Linked DNA regions of Homo sapiens: region 1 is linked to region 2. Evidence: chromatin loops called from intact Hi-C (ENCODE). Cell type or tissue: CD4-positive, alpha-beta T cell. All regions are shown on one strand. Links, peaks and the distances in the headings refer to the core of each region. The heading gives the core; the rest is flanking DNA.

Region 1 (2,929 bases), core at 303-2,802, 1.7 Mb before region 2:
TCTTCAGCGGCTGGATAACAGGGGGCTCAAAATGGTTCTGACCAGGAGCCAACTGTGGAAATCCATACTTTAGCGGGTTCCTCCTGGGCATAGTGTGCAGGAGGATTGGAGCATAGGGAATATGACACCAGGAGAGCTCTTTGGAAATAGGTTTCAATAAGCTGAACATGAATAAATGAAGAGTGGTAGGAATTAAAATGGAAAAGAAGCAGAGGATGAAGGAGTAATTCAATAAAAAAGAAAACTGAATAATAATAATTATAGTGACAGCCAAGCTGCTCTTGAGTTTTTATTTATTTTATTTTTAACTTTTATTTTATGTACAGGGGTACATATGTAGGTTTGTTACATAGGTAAACTTATGTCATGGGGCTTCGTTGTACAGATTATTTCATCACCCAGGTATTAAGCCTAGTACCCAAGTTATTTATCTTGACCCTCTGCCTCCTCCCACCCTCCACCCTTCAATTGGCCTCGGTGTGTGTTGTTCCCCTTTATGTGTCCATGTGTTCTCATCATTTAACTCTCACTCATAAATAAGAACATGCAGTATTTGGTTTTCTGTTTATGATAGCCTCCAGCCCCATCCATGTCCCTGCAAAATACATGATCTTGTTCTTTTTTATGGCTATGTAGTATTCCATGGTGTATATGTACCACATTTTCTTTATCCAGTCCATCATTATGGGCATTTAGATAGATTCCATGTCTTTGCCATTGTGAATAGTGCTGCAATGATCATATGTGTGCATATGTCTTCATAATAGGATGATTCATATTCCTTTGGTTATATACCCAGTAATGGGATTGCTGGATAAAATGGTATTTGTGTCTTTAGGTCTTTGAGGAATTGCCAGACTGTCTTCCACAATGGCTGAACTAATTTACACTCTCACCAATGGCATATAAGCGTTCCTTTTTCTCTACGACCTCACCAGCATCTGTTATTTTTTGACTTTTTAGTAACAGCCATTCGGACTGGTGTTAGATGATATCTCATTGTGGTTTTGATTTGTATTTCTTTAATGATCAGTGATGTTGAGCTTTTTTTCATATGATTGGTAGCCACATGTATGTCTTCTTTTGAAAAGAGAGCTTCCAAAGGGAAGGGTGGGCCACCATCTTTGCATTTTCCACATCTTAATTATTCCAGCCTGTGGGCTTTGGAAATGTCAAGTCGACCAAGGTGGAAGTGGTATCCCAGCACAGAACAGCTGCTCTACGAAAACATGACCATACAGCTTCTTTAAGCCAGTCCCTGATCTCATTTCTTTTTACTAGGTGGAACCTACCAAATGGGGTCTCCAGCCACTCCCGCTAGTATTCTTCCGCCTACAGAAATTTGAAAACTCCCTGGGCCAGAACTCCCAGAGGGAGGAGCGGGCTGCCATCTTTGCTGTTTGAGCCTCTGGAGTTTTTAAGCTTGGTGGTCTGAGAGAAGGACAGTAGCACTGAAGGAAAGGAGAGGGAACTGGTTCTTGTGGGGAAATGCAGCTTTGTATCTCAGGTGATTTGAAATTGAGAGGAGAATGGACCTTCAAGCAGAAAAGGGAAACTATGTTGTTAATCATGTGGGATTGGAATTCTGGAGTGCCATCAGGGAGGGCCAGATAAATGGAGGAGACAAGTATGTTCCTCATTAAAATGACACCTAGCTCCGCTTTTCCTCCTGCCCCACTCAAGTTTCCAGGAGAAGAGAGCTGAAGAGAGATTCTTCAGGTACTCAGGGATGGGAAGGCAGAGGAAGGGCATGCTGACTCTTTCCTCCCAGGTTTTGTTTTCTCTTGGTTACTGTGGCCACCACCTTGCCCAGAGATAAGAGGCTTCTTTATAGGGGCCTTCCTTGGAATAAACAGAAACATCTTCATCTCCAGCCAGAACAGACATCAGGTTTAATTTCCAGGAATGGTAGAAGAGTTTTGTATGTTTTCTATTTCCACTGGGAAGACACCTAATTTAGATATTTCCCCAATACATGTAATATGTAGTAGACATTTAAAGATAGATATTGCAAAGACTTATGTACTCACCTCCCAGTTTAAGAAATAAAATATTAAAGATAAAAAAGTACCCTGCTTAATCCTATTCTCTTTTCACCCTCAAAGGTTACCACTATCCTATCTTTGTCGATATCACTGCAGTGTATGTTTTTATTCTTTTCTTTTTTAAATGCTTTTATTCTTTCCACTGCTGTGTATGTGAAGATATCCATAAACAACAGTCTATAAGATTGTTTTGAATGTTTGAAAATTTTGTGGAAACAATAAAGTATACATTATTCATCTGCAACTTGCTCTTTTCTCTCTACATTATACTTTTAAGATTAATCCATGTCTATTCTTACAGCACAACTTATTTTCATGGCTGTATGGCATTTTGCTATCATAAGTAGTACTATAAAATATTATAGTACATTCCTATTTGTGTCCAAATGAAAGAATTACTCTAGTGAATATTTGCAGAAACTGATTTGCTGAACCGTGGGCATGTGTACCTTCAACTTTATGAGATATTGAGAAATTGCTTTCCAAAACATTTATAACACATTATATTCCCAGCCAAAATAGGAGTTCCTGTTTCTATTCTAAACATACTTGTTTATCTCAAATGTTCTAATCAAATAACCTTTCCAGATGTCACTGAAAGCCAGAAGCTTGTGGCATCTGGGAGACTCAGATATGTTTGGAACACTCCCATTTCTAAAATATGGTGCAAAATTTGATCTGAAATCAACCTCTCCGTTTCTCAACCTATGGCGTTAGAGATTGACTGACTTTTCCACAGGTATTAACTTTAGTATTATTCATATGACTTTTCCATTTAACAGGCACTTACTTTAGTATTAATCATATTAATCACAATAATGATAATGATAATATTGATAGTAACTATTAGTACCAACTGAGTACTTACTATATGCCAAACACAT
Region 2 (2,929 bases), core at 143-2,642:
ATTCACCCATTCCATCTATATTTCCTTAATATCTCACTATGTTAACTCCTTATTCTGACATTTTACTTTAGATAATTTTTCAAATTACTGATACCCTTGGCATTGAGATTTTGATTAAATTGTTCATCAAAAATCATCATTCCTTGCCCCCTTGTCAAATAATATAGCTAATTAAATAATGTCAGAATAAATGTAGATGAGCTAGATAGCAATTGTGGGGATAAATTATTTCCAATTGATATTATTATTAACAGAAAAATCCACCTATTTTTGCCCCTTATCTAAGAAAATTGTCTCTACATAAAAACATAGGAGAAGGGAAAAATAGTATTAAATGCAAAGTGTTATTTGAATAACATAAAAGTACACCTGTAATCATTTTCACAACTAAATTTATTCTTCTCTTGGATTAAAAAAAGTATGCATTTATATTCAGGCAGTCTTAAATTAGCTATTTCACATTTCACATTTTGAATGCAGACACATATCCCAGGAAATTTCTATTGGCATTCATTATTCATTGAAAAATCACATCAAATAAGAATATTCCCAAATTCCCTTCGTTAAGAATAACTGAAGCATTTAAAGGGTCATACACACATTGTTAAAGCATTGGAGGTCATTCCTGCTTACATTCTATAATGAATAATTTTAATTTGGGGGCAAAAAGCTCTAACACCTCAAAAATGTCTACATTTTTCAAATCTACAAAGAAACTGAGGAGTAATTTTCTTCATAAAAGAAGAAATCATTTTTTAAAAATACCAAATGTATAAAAACACATTGTGCAATAACACTGTACTCTTTAATCATTCATTTATCTAAAAATAGTCTCAGGGATCAATTATATGCTAGGTACTGTAGGGAATAAAAATAGAAGTAAAACATGATCCTTTTCCTCTTGGAGCTTATAATATAACTAATTGGGGGGATGAGGACACACATACACAGTCACAGTGTAAGACAGAAAGTGGAAATGTTCTAAAGAGAGTAATAAAAGGACTATGAGGATCGAGAGAGAAGGGAGAAAGAGAAAAAAAATACACGTAATTAGGGAAGTATTAATATTACAGAGGTGAGGGGAAATCAGTGATGGTGTCAGACATTAGGTAACATTTGCATTGGGCTTGTAAGAGAATTTTCCCCAGTGATGACCAGTTGGAATAGAGCATTAAGGTATCTCAGAAGAAGGAAATACCTGGTAATTCTTAGACTAAGAAATCAACAACAACAAAAACAGATAAACAAGCAGCCTCATTTAAAAAATACAGCTTTCAAGGACTCAATAAATACTGATTGAATGAGATAATCACTCGGGGGAAAAAACAAGTCACCACTAACCATTTTTCTCAAGCTACACTGTGAATCCACAAAGCACGTTGGCCAGGAGTTTGGCTCGGTCTCAGTCTTCTTGAGGCTAGAGAAAATCGTAGCTGACAGTCTTCCCCTGGTTCTCCCACCTACCCATTGATAAAGGCTTCCCCACCCCTTCCACAAGGCAGAAGTTAAGTGGAGATTAAAATAGCTCCAGAACACTTCCTGCTCTATTCTAATTGTGCTTTGACTTAGACCAATTGGAATGTTGAGGGAAAACCCCATGAGGCATCAAGCATGTGAGATAATGTGTCAGTCCCTCAAAAATGTTTGTCCAACCTACTCTGTGTATCCACCATTGTTCCCTATTCACAAAGCATAATGTGTGAGGAAAAATAGCTCTTAGCTGTTTCTCCCTTTTTAAAAAATAGATGTGTCACCTTCATGAAATACTTCCTTATACAACTATTTTTTTGTAACAACATGTCACGAATCTAGCCAGTTGCTAACCCAACGACGACTGTGTATGCTATGTATGCTAAATATTTTCTTGGGAAGTTATGATTCTCCAGCCGCCTAACAAAGGTGTGATTTGACCCATGATCTACCTGAATTAAATACCTGGCACGTTGTAGGTACACAGTAAATGCCTGTGTGATGAATACTGTATTTCATACTCCTTTAAAAAGTGTGCAATATTGTGTTTATGAGAAAATGTTCTAAGACTTCTAACTTCAGCTGGCGAAGATACTCTGCTCCCCTTCTTTTGGGTTTCTGAGAAAGAGAAACTGTTTGCTTCACTGAACTACTAGCAATGACTCATACTGCTTGGGTAAGAAATGTTAAGCACAATTGACAGGGCAGGTGAGATGAGGGACAAGGGTGAACCTTAGGAACAAGGAAAGGGAACAAGTTCTAAAAGAGCCTTCACTTCAAGTTAATAATATGAATACAAGAGAGAGGCACTTGGTTCACGATCTCTATGAAAAACAGAGAAAATCATAGCTAACAGCCTTTCTCCAGTTCCCTTACCTACCTACTGCTAAATGCTTCCCCATCCTTTCCACAAAGCAGAGGTAACAATATTGAAATAGATCCAGACCATTCCTAATCTATTTTAACTGTGCTTCTGTTCTACTTGACTTAGACCAAATTAAACGTTGAAGGAAAATCTACTTTTTTTAGAAAGATACCCTTTACAGGTTAGCAGACTCAAAAGCCTTCACTTAACTACCCTAGCTACCCTAGTTAATACTGCCCTATCAGTCACTTTCTACCCCATTCTCTTATTTCACCTTAATACTAATTCCTATCTCAAGTAGCTTTATCTATCCATCCATCATTCCATTGAACAACCAACCATGTATCTCCTTGCTTTGTTTAATAGCTGTATCTTCTGTGTCATATGGTTGGTTCTTAAAACAGTTTTGGGTGAAAAAATGAACCGATAAATGACTCTTTCACCCCAGTTCCCAAAGCTTCAAACAATTTCATCTTCCAAAGTCTTCGACCCGCTCATTAAAAGAGTGGTCAGGATGCAACATGTTATGTTGTTCCTTCAGTTGCTTCCATTTCCACTCTCTGAATTTATTTCCATCTTGACTTCTTTTAAGAT

What was found. A loop is a pair of places that touch in the nucleus more often than their neighbours do. Peaks named below come from ENCODE experiments on the same cell type or tissue, not always from the same donor. Only the 100,000 strongest peaks of a DNase experiment are listed, where the experiment ranks them.
Region 1: it touches region 2 in a loop (17-fold over the local background); 1 of 110 quality-filtered maps calls a loop at or near these places.

What each region holds. Positions count from the first base shown.
Region 1 is chr7:20,211,291-20,214,219 of GRCh38, reverse strand. The region is part of intron 1 of MACC1 (MET transcriptional regulator MACC1); the gene reads left to right. Among named protein-coding and RNA genes, the nearest start is that of MACC1, 4.6 kb to the left of the region's middle. In CD4-positive, alpha-beta T cell, for the core only: no CTCF peak of the experiment used is centred there; no DNase peak of the experiment used is centred there.
Region 2 is chr7:18,507,859-18,510,787 of GRCh38, reverse strand. The region is part of intron 2 of HDAC9 (histone deacetylase 9); the gene reads right to left. Among named protein-coding and RNA genes, the nearest start is that of HDAC9, 14 kb to the right of the region's middle. RefSeq lists enhancers at 2,016-2,145, 953-2,152. In CD4-positive, alpha-beta T cell, for the core only: no CTCF peak of the experiment used is centred there; a DNase peak (open chromatin) is centred at 1,617.